Regions from separate parts of the Homo sapiens genome. Here regions 1, 2 and 4 are each linked to region 3. A link is a loop called in an ENCODE intact Hi-C map of the cell type or tissue named here. Cell type or tissue: heart right ventricle. All regions are shown on one strand.

Region 1 (2,500 bases), 320 kb before region 3:
AAATGCAACTCTTCACTCTCTCAGCTTTCCAATTTACAGAATGTTATAGTATTATTGTCTCCTGTTCTCTTAGCCTTAGAGAATTATTATTATTAGGCCAGGTGTGGTGGCTCACACCTGTAATCCCAGCACTTTGGGAGGCTGAGGCTGGATCACTTGAGGTCAGGAGTTCAAGACCAGCCTGGCCAACATGGTGAAACCTGGTCTCTACTAAAAATACAAAAATCAGCCGGGCATGGTGGTGCATTCCTGTAGTCCCAACTACTTGGGAGGCTGAGGCAGGAGATCACTTGAACCTGGGAGGCGCAGGTTGCAGTGAGCTGAGATCACGCCATTGCTCTCCAGCCTGGGCATCAGAGCAAGACTTTGTCTCAAAATAAATAAATAAGTAAATAAGGAGAATTATTATTATTATTCTGTAAGACCAACAGCTGTGTTCTATCTCTTCTACCTAGTCCAGTCTAGGTATTTTGCATATATATTCTAACTCTAGAGTAGTAAGCAGTAGTTGTTATTATTACTTCTAGTTAGAAATGAGGAAACCAAGTTTCAGCAATTTGCCTAAGGTCTCTCAGAGGGTTTGAATTCAGGTATCTCCAATGTCAGAGCGCAGGCTGTAGATCCTGACCTCATTCAAGCATCCACGGTGAAATAATGCTAACAATGACTGTTGATCACCTCTGAGAATTCACTTTGTGCATAGTAACCACAACAGCCTTACGATATAAGTACTATTAGCATTTCTTGATTTTATAGAGGAGGAAACTAGGTCACAGAGTGGTTAAACTGCTCAAGAGCCCAAACCCCTGAGACTGTGTTCCTAAAATTCACCAGACAGTTAAATATTCTCTGTCCACCTTGTGGATTTCCACAATCTTCTTTAAGAACTTCCCCCAACCTTGTATTTTCTTTCCTAGATGGCTTGTTCCAAAAGAAAACAGAAATCTCCTCGAACCAGCCAACCAAAGCAGCGACAATGGATAGAGGATAGCCAGAGTTCAAGTAAAATCATTTTGAAAATATTTTCACAAGAAATCATTTTGCTAGATTACACTATTCTCTGCTTATAATTACCTTCAGACATTCAATTCAGGAATAATGTCAAGAAGGTGCCCATGTAACTAGACATGTAAAAAATGATAACTAGAATTTGCTTTCTAGTCTGACGGCCTGAAATTATGTATGCTAGGGGGAGCTGTTGAACAATTTTAAGGTTTTTATCCATTTGGTATTTTTAGAGTTGCATGTGGTAGTGCTTTGGGGTAGGATGAGCTTGTAATTTTTAATTAAAACCCATTTAACCTCAGCTTGGTAACTTTTAACCAACACAATGTTTTGCTGCAGAAGACATTTTAAAATAAGTTGTATTCATTACATGTGCAGTTAATTTTTATTCATGCAGAAGCATTTATCACCCATTGTTTTTTCTCCTATCACATTTAAGAACTTGATTAAAAGATAACACAACATAGGTGTTAAACCTAAAGAAAGAGGCAGTGTCTCTAGAGCATTATTGATGATGGTAAGATGTGCATCTCATAGTAGTTAACAGAATCTCTAATATAGAGGAAGCAAAGAACCAAAACCTTGGCAATCAGGAAATCTTAGCTCTAACTCTCTTGCTCCACAATTCAGCTAAATGACCTAAGTACTTGTTAATAAATCATGATGCAGAAAATACACAGGACTAGGAAGGTTAGAAAGCAGAGCACCACTTATGCTGAACTGACACAACTTTGGTCATGTAGGCTCAGTCAAAAATAGAAAATGTGATGTAAACATAAAAGGTCACACAATAGGCAGAACTACCCCAAAGTCTATATAATTAGGAATTAAGCACACGTGCAAATATATATCCTTCTCTGAACTTTCATTAGTGGTCTACAAAATTACTTGTTGTAGAACAGTGCCTACATCTACACAAAATAATTTTAGTAGTAAATGCTTAAATTTTTTGAATGAATAAAGATGATCAAGTCCAGCAGTTACAAGTTTGCAGCACTTTTAATACTTGCTTCTTAAAAGAAAATGAAGAAGAATCATTCGTGTGTGCTGAAAGGCGCTGTGTAGACAAATGACAATTTACCAAGATATCACTATGTTGCCTTAATTATTCCCTCGATGCTTCATACATTGCTTCTCCCGTATGGGGTGAATGACTTGAAGTAGGAGGCAATGTCTTTACACGCTGCTCAGATATTTCATGCAGCTGCTAGGGCTGTGCCAGGCAAAAGGAACTCAGTGAACACTTGTTGACTGATAAACTGTGCAGATGAAAATGTGAGCTACTTCCTATGTAGTTTATCCAAGTTTATGGGAACATTCCTGTGGTACGGGGAGAGATATTGCTATATAACTGCTGTTTAAAAGGTGGAGTGAACAACCTAACACCATTTGTTATAATTTACTCTTTGAAAATTACTAAGTCAAATATAATTTTTTTCTTTCCATTCTCAAGTCCAGGAAAATTGTTGCTTATGATTAGAAGATCTGACAGCTG
Region 2 (2,500 bases), 220 kb before region 3:
TACTCCCTAAAAAGACAGAAAAGGAGTAATATGTAGTTTCATACCAGTATAATGGAATTCTGAAAGCTGTTAGCACTTGTATGACTGGCCCTAATCTGCCCCCCAAAATTGTGCTATTTATTTATTTCAACAATCATTTTTGGGAAACCTGCTTAGTCCTCAACATTCCACTAGGGACCAGAGATTCCAAAATAAGTAAGACAACTAGACTGTAATGTCCATTTCCTCACTTTCCAATAGAATCCAGGGATATTTACTAGTACCTCTAATCTTGCCCATCTGAAAAAAAAAATCAAGGTTTTTGTTTGCATGTATAAGTTTTTGCTTAAACTTAAATCTTCGATTAGTTTACCATAACAAAGAACTATTTAAGGGTGATGTCCTTAGAAGGCAAAACAAATTGAAATTATAAATATTATTTTCAGGTAGCACAAATCAATGCCCCTTTAACCTACCACATTTAAGAAAAAGGCACCTCAGTTCTCATATTGCTCTCAAGAAATGCACAAGACTTTTGGGAACTTCATTGATTTTGTAGCACTTGGCCAAAAACACATTCTGTGCAATCATCCACTAAAGGAAAACAAAAAGCAGGCAACTGAGAGAAGAGACCCAGGAGGGCAATGCAAAGTCAGTTGAGTGATGGCCTCTCCCTTCTCATGTACCAGTATTCTACTGCCCTTGACGAGTTTGCTCATTACTCCGGACTGAAGAGTCTTTAGACCGTACCTACCACCATTTCTGGGATGTTTCATGGGGTTTGAGATAACAAAACATAAAAGTGAGGGCAAGATGCTCTTCCTTAACCTTGATGCCCTTCTTCAGCTGAAACACTATTAAAGAACACATACGGTTACACGATATGAGCTATTAGGACCTCACAAATGACCTTTACCAGAAATTGTAGCCTATTCCAAAATAATTATTTTAAATCAGCCAATGTTCTCCATTTGAAGTAGCGCTATTAGTGAACATGGTGTTCTTTCCTACAGCAAAAAGTACTTAGAGAAAGAGACCATAGTGACAAGCTCAGAACTAGACAACACAGGCAGGAAGAACATGCCTGAGGCTGACCACCAGGAGACGGCAGTGCAGCGTCAAGATGCATCAGCCAGCGCCTCGTGGTGTTAACACTCTTCAGCACATCACATCTACTTCCAGTCTGAGACATTAAAATTTGAAGTTTTTATCTGAATAGAGCACTAAAGGTGTGACTTGATGACACACTCTTTTATCAGAAAACAGTATAACAGTATTAGGGTAAATTGAGGATCTGATCACATTCTATTCTAAGGAGCCCTTTGCCCCAGCTGTCTGTCTCTGTGAGCCCTCCATTGGGTGGCCCAGCTGTGGTGGTTACATTCCTGCATACGACAAAGGTACAGCTGGCAAACTGCTTATTTTTCTTGAATCTGGGATGATATCCCATCACCTCTATTACATCACTGCCATTACCACCCCAGGAACAGGCCGATAAAAACAAAAGACATGCATTTTCCAATTCCAAGATCTCTCTGAAAATTTAAAAGAATTTTTAGAATCTAAATTAAAATCTAAATTTGTAGATCATTTTCTGGACCAAGCCCCAAAATCTCTTACTTATTATTAATCGGCTTTTTCTATGCCCAGATTTTTATTTGTTTTTTGCTTTTTTGAAAGAGAAAAAAACTCACATAGTCATGTCCAATGGAAATCAGGATGACCCTACTGGCTTTTCAGTGTGTCAGAATATGATTAAACATTTCAGTAAAAAATTTTACTTCTAATAAATTATCACATTAATTTTCTAAGAGAAAGACAAATTAGCATTCCTAAAGCACAAATTCTGTTGGGTCCTTCCTCTGGTCCCAAATCCTCCATGATTAACTAATGCCTTTAGGGTAAAGTCTAAGATATACCTGGATTTTCAAGCTAGACATGACTAAGGTCAAGGTTCCTAATTTTACAAATTAGAAAACTGGCTGGGCATGGTGGCTCACTCCTGTAATCCCAACACTTTGGGAGGCTGAAGCAGGAGGGTCACTTGAGGCCAGGAGTTCCTGATCAGCCTGGGCAACACGGCAAGATCCCTTCTCTCTTTAAAAGAGAGAGAGAGAGGCGGAGAGAGAAAGAGAGAGAACTGAGGCAGAGTTTAGATAACTTACTAGGGGTCCCCCAGGACCCAGCCCTGTTGACCCGCTGTTGCCTCTTCCTACTGCTCCAAGGTAGCTAAGCAACCTCTTCATCACATCAGGTGGGTCTCGAAAACCACCCCTCTTCCTCAATATTCTGCTCATAGTCCTACTTCTCCATTTCTGCTTAAGCTATATTTTTCCAGGAGGAAGTCTATACACCATTCCATGTCTTCCTTCAATTTGCTCTCTTTCCTAAACTCTTACTATGAGAGTCAACTATTTCATATTTCTTAAACATTTCTTTCAAAGTAGATACTAAGCGCTTTGAGGGCAGAAACCATCTCCTGTATTTGTCTCTCTTGCTATGCCAGGTGCCCTGTCAGGCA
Region 3 (2,500 bases):
GGGTGACAGAGTGAGACTCCGTCTCAAAAAAAAAAAAAAAAGGAAGAAAAAATCTCATTCCACTCAAGACATATTATTGCTAAAAAGAACCAAAGCTAGAAGCAAAGGTAAAATATCACGTTTGTATTAGCAGAGTGGTGATGCCGGGGAGGGAGGGCAGGGGGTGGCAATTACTGCCTTGAGAGTTAAGGAGGAGTTGAAAGAAAAACTTATTTGGAGTATGTTTTCTCCCAATCACTCTTTGTGGCCAGAGATAAAAAACCTGAGAAGATAGGAACAGTTATCAGTAAACGGGTTTTCTCACATTTTCTCATCTACTCTTTCAAATTCTATTTCTGACAGCCAGAGGCACACAAGAGGGGCAAGCTAGTATACTTCTCTTCCTACTTTTTTTTTTTAGGACAGAGGAAACTACCTAATAGAGAAAAGAAATTAGATAGGGTCATATTAGAGCTCACGTCTGATACTGACTCATCTAAGAAACCATCGTGGCCCCAAAAAGCCTCCTACTATTGGTAACTGCCTTCCCTTTTGCAAAATGGGGTCAATAAACTAATATAGTCTTGCTGAGATGTTTGTAAAATCTGAAAATATAAATTATTTGAGAAATATTCAGGTACTGGTTGGAGAAAGAAAAAATTATACCCTAGAAGGAATAAAAACTGCGGTTTCCTTGGTCTCATTTCTAGGACTTGTGTGCAAGGCTAATGTATAAGTTGTCAGTGACACCCAGGAGCCCATTGCTAATGATCCTAAACAAATTTTAGAAATCAAACAAGGCATCATTCTGGCTAATAAAGGAGGTCATAAAATGAATACACCAATTTTCAAGCTACCATTGTGTGTCAGGAAGATTTTTCTTTATGGGGTGAGCACATTAACTTTTATGGTGGTTGATTTCCTTCTGAGAGTAGTAGTGTATCCCATTTAGCAAGACTTTGTGTAGCCTCAAGATGTGTGTGTTGTGTTACTGGAAGATAGAGAGTTAATAAATATGATACAAATTAGAAAGAGTGGCTCATCTGTGGGGAGAAATAAATGAGATGAACAGGGTGATTAAGAAAGGAAGTAGCTTATTCAGTGACTCTGTACTATGGTAAGATCCTCTAGAGCTAGAAGGAGGCCTGGATGTAAGCAGCCGGAAGGCCAGAGATTAGCCACAAAGTAAATACAAGGAAGAATAAATGAAATGAATGAGGTGATTAAGAAAGAAAGTAGCTTATTCAGTGACTCTGTACTGTGTAAGATCCTCTAGAGCTAGAAGGAAGCCTGGTTGTAAACAGCAGGAAGGCCAGAGATTAGCCACAAAGTAAGTATCTGGTGACCTCTAGGGCTTAGCCGGGGAGAACAAGGGTCAAGCTTATCATGGAAGTAATTAATCAAAGGCCAGTTACTATATGCACAAAGTGTGTAAAGAGGCAAATGAGAGGATCTCTGCACTCCAGAGACTTATAATCTATTAGGGAGACAGATATGCACATAGAAAGATGATATTTCATACTCAATATTGGCAATTAAAGGCTAATGGAGTTATAGTCCTGATGTTGCAGGAGCTCAGAGGATTGCTCTGGGCTTGGGTATCTGGGGAAGGAGAAAGGCTATGGTTTTGAGCTAGACTTTACAGAGATAGTGCTAAAAGGTTGGGTGGGTGAGAATGTGTGCAAAAGGAAGTCAGAGAGATAGAGGGAAAAGACAGGAGAGATGGTGCCCTGTGGATTCTGGGACATCTATGGACTCCCTGCATATTCACAAATTGTTCCTTCATTTCTTCCTTTTAAACAACTATATTTTATGTAAGGGAAGATAAGTTCAATGAACAAAAAGAAGACAAAATGTTAAGGAGGCCTTCTAAAAATACTTAACAAGAACAATTCTATTGTGTTGGCTTTCTATGACTTCTATAATTATACTTGCTACCTCAATGCAAGAGATAGGAAAGAAAGAAAAAGTAGCTCTGACTATGACAGTAGCCCTTAGTTGACTAAAATGTGGCAGCAGTCATTCCTGAGAACTTAAGAATAGCAGTAACATCATTATCTGAGATTTGAATTCACTTCAGGCACAATAGAAAATATATTTTTTTAATTTTCTGGACATCTTAGGAGGATATTTTAGATCAGAAATCATGTTGAGGAATTAGACATTAAGCCCCAGGACAAAGCCATTCACATGTCAATCTTTGTTGTCATCTGTCCTATTGCCAACACAGGCCTCAACATTATCAAGCGGACAGAGGGAAAGAATGATAATGTGGAAATGATGACTATATTTTCTGGAAGTGTTAAAGATTGCAGAGATCTTTCCTGGAATTGCTGAATGGTTTCTATCTCCTTAATGAGCAACACCTTTTTAGGAAGGCAGTAGTTGATGTCATCTGGACTGTCGAGTCCTATTAAAGATGAGATCAGTATCAACTCAACTCCTTTTAAGGTAAAATCTTCTCAGCCCTTGGAAAGTTCAAGCCCAGTGTACAAAGCTTAAGTCATGATCTTATCCTTTT
Region 4 (2,500 bases), 50 kb before region 3:
TAAAATGTTCAAACCTTCAGGCCTATACAATCTGGCACCAATGAACCTTTCTAACCCTCCATATTTTCTGATACTCTTTCCCTTTTCCCAATACCTCATGTTCCAACTAAATATCATATAACTGACTATTGTCTGAAATAATCCATACTTTCAAATTCTATGCAATTTGTTCCACTGAGCACTATCACTCTATTCTATCCTTCCTCTCACCCCCCAGTACCCTACAAGGTCCTACCTCTCCCTTTCAAAAATCCTGCATCCTCTATCAAGGTCCGGATTTCATGAGTCATTCCATATACTATAAGCCAAAGTAAATTTTTAAAAATGCTATCACTATTATAATATTACCCATATATAACTACCTGAATATAACTACCTGATACAGTTATTTTCTGCTTATAGTTTATTCCCTTTTGAGGTCCTCTACCAAGTCCCAAGGCTGCCACATGGTACATTCTCATTAAATGCTCTTAAGTGTGTTGAATCATATTGAAATAATGGCTATAGTTTACTGTTCTTATTATTTATAGCATTATCAAAATAATTGCTCTAACAAGTATCTTAAGATCTTAAGTATATCAAAGTTATCATATACATGATTCTTCCTTTACATGGCCTAATTTTATTTTCCCTACATGAATTCAGAGCTTGTTTCTCAGTGTTTTATACCCTTTCAAACTGGCCTTTTATAACAACCCTATCTATTAAGGTGAATAAGGTATGTTTTCTTTCTTTCTTTCTTTCTTTTTTTTTTTCAAGACGGAGTCTTGCTCTGTCACCCAGGCTGGAGTGCAATGGCACGATCTCTGCTCACTGCAAGCTCCACCTCCCAGGTTCATGCCATTCTCCCACCTCAGCCTCCCAAGTAGCTGGGACTACAGGCACCCGCCACCATGCCCGGCTAATTTTTTGTATTTTTTAGTAGAGACGGGGTTTCGCTATGTTAGCCAGGATGGTCTCGATCTCCTGACCTTGTGATCCACCTGCCTCGGCCTCCCAAAGTGGTTTTCTTTCTTAACAGATGATGAGCATCAACACGTTTGCTGGATACAATGTGATAGGCAAAGTGAAGAATGCAAAAGAAATAGTATATGTTGTCTCAGGAGTATGCAATTTTTAGGGAACCATAAGGAGTCATGGTACCAGCTTATAGTGCAGAAGAAAACCGAGGAAAGAAGAGACAAGTGGGAGTTGCAGTGGTGGGGTAGAGGTCCTGGAAGAGGTGGGGTTGGGATATGCCTTGAGGACAGGCAGAAAGTCTGGCATAGCATAGAGAGGAGGGCATTGTCTGCTGAGTGAGGAGCTGTACAAAGCCACATGCTGGCATGCGCAATGAGGAAAGTGGGAGGGATGTGGGCAGGCTAATGGGACAGGAAGGGAAATAGCCAGCTAAACTGGAGTGAACAATCTGTGTTGGGTAGATGGGGCGAGAAGGAAAGTAGTAGGTAGATATAAGTTAAATAGTTTGGATGCAGTCAGCCAATGAGGCATTTTAGGAAAGGCATTTTAAGAAAAACAAACACAGAACACAAAACAAAACAAAAAGGCCTTTAAGGAAAAAAAAAAAAAAACTAACAGGGAGCCATTATAGATTCTTGAGCAAGCGCAAGGCGAGAGCAAGCCTTTCCCTTTATGAAGATTAGTGTGAACACTGATTGCAAAATTGGTTGGAGAAAAGAGACTAAAAACAGGGGAGGGAAGTGAGAGGCCAGCACTGTGTTGCAAGGGGGAGGTGAGGAGGTGAAGCCCTAGGATGTCAGGGAAGGCCTGGAGAGTTGAGGATGACCACAAGGCATTCCAAAGGAAGAGGGAGTCACTGTAAGCTTACTCATTTCCGAATTCACAGCACTTAACAGTTTATAGACACTTAATACATTTTTGATCAATATATAAACTCAATATATAATTGTCTAGCCACCATCCAAACATGTTCTGAGAAAAAATGTTTTCTCTCTCTCCCCTAGTGAACAGAAAAGTCTATCTTCCTTGCTACAGAAGTCACCAGGCTAGAACCCTGGGTCTTTCTTTCACTCCTCCGTTTCCCTATAGTGAGGCTCTCTTCTTCAATAAGTTCAAATTCAATGGTAGGTGTGGTCACAGGGAGAAACAGTGGATACCATCAGGACTCCGAGGTCCCAAGGAAGACTTTCTGAAGGAGGTAACCTAAAATTGCCAGAAGTGAATGAAGAGGGTGGTTGTGAGTGAAGCCTTTCAGGTAGAGGCAGAAGCTTGAACAAGATGAATAGGAGTGAGAAACAGGTTTGTAAGTGGGTACTGATGAGTGGCATTATGTGTCTTGCGATCTGTTTGCCAGCATAATGCTTTGATAAATTGCGTTCCTGCCCCATCCATCACCCAGCACCTACAGGGGAACTGCAAAGGTATGCTAAACAGCAACAATAATCCAGGTATAACTGGAATCAAAGAACCCAGCTCTGAAATTTGCCATAAACTCTGAAAGAGATTTTCACTGTTTCACTATTTATCTACTCTGCAATTG

What was found. Peaks named below come from ENCODE experiments on the same cell type or tissue, not always from the same donor. Only the 100,000 strongest peaks of a DNase experiment are listed, where the experiment ranks them.
Region 1: a loop joins it to region 3, with 10 times the contacts of the local background. A loop is called at or near these places in 35 of 110 quality-filtered maps.
Region 2: a loop joins it to region 3, with 9 times the contacts of the local background. A loop is called at or near these places in 2 of 110 quality-filtered maps.
Region 4: it touches region 3 in a loop (3-fold over the local background); 5 of 110 quality-filtered maps call a loop at or near these places.

The regions. Positions count from the first base shown.
Region 1 is chr1:184,562,200-184,564,699 of GRCh38, reverse strand. The region is part of intron 3 of C1orf21 (chromosome 1 open reading frame 21); the gene reads right to left. Among named protein-coding and RNA genes, the nearest start is that of C1orf21, 180 kb to the right of the region's middle. In heart right ventricle, a CTCF peak has its summit at 1,168; a DNase peak (open chromatin) is centred at 2,212; H3K27ac peaks cover 1,311 bases.
Region 2 is chr1:184,464,530-184,467,029 of GRCh38, reverse strand. The region is part of intron 1 of C1orf21 (chromosome 1 open reading frame 21); the gene reads right to left. Among named protein-coding and RNA genes, the nearest start is that of C1orf21, 79 kb to the right of the region's middle. In heart right ventricle, a CTCF peak has its summit at 1,078 (motif pointing right); a DNase peak (open chromatin) is centred at 1,100; H3K27ac peaks cover 929 bases.
Region 3 is chr1:184,241,441-184,243,940 of GRCh38, reverse strand. No RefSeq gene overlaps it. Among named protein-coding and RNA genes, the nearest start is that of C1orf21-DT, 140 kb to the left of the region's middle. In heart right ventricle, a CTCF peak has its summit at 1,324; no DNase peak of the experiment used is centred here; H3K27ac peaks cover 1,024 bases.
Region 4 is chr1:184,291,144-184,293,643 of GRCh38, reverse strand. No RefSeq gene overlaps it. Among named protein-coding and RNA genes, the nearest start is that of C1orf21-DT, 94 kb to the left of the region's middle. In heart right ventricle, no CTCF peak of the experiment used is centred here; no DNase peak of the experiment used is centred here; H3K27ac peaks cover 50 bases.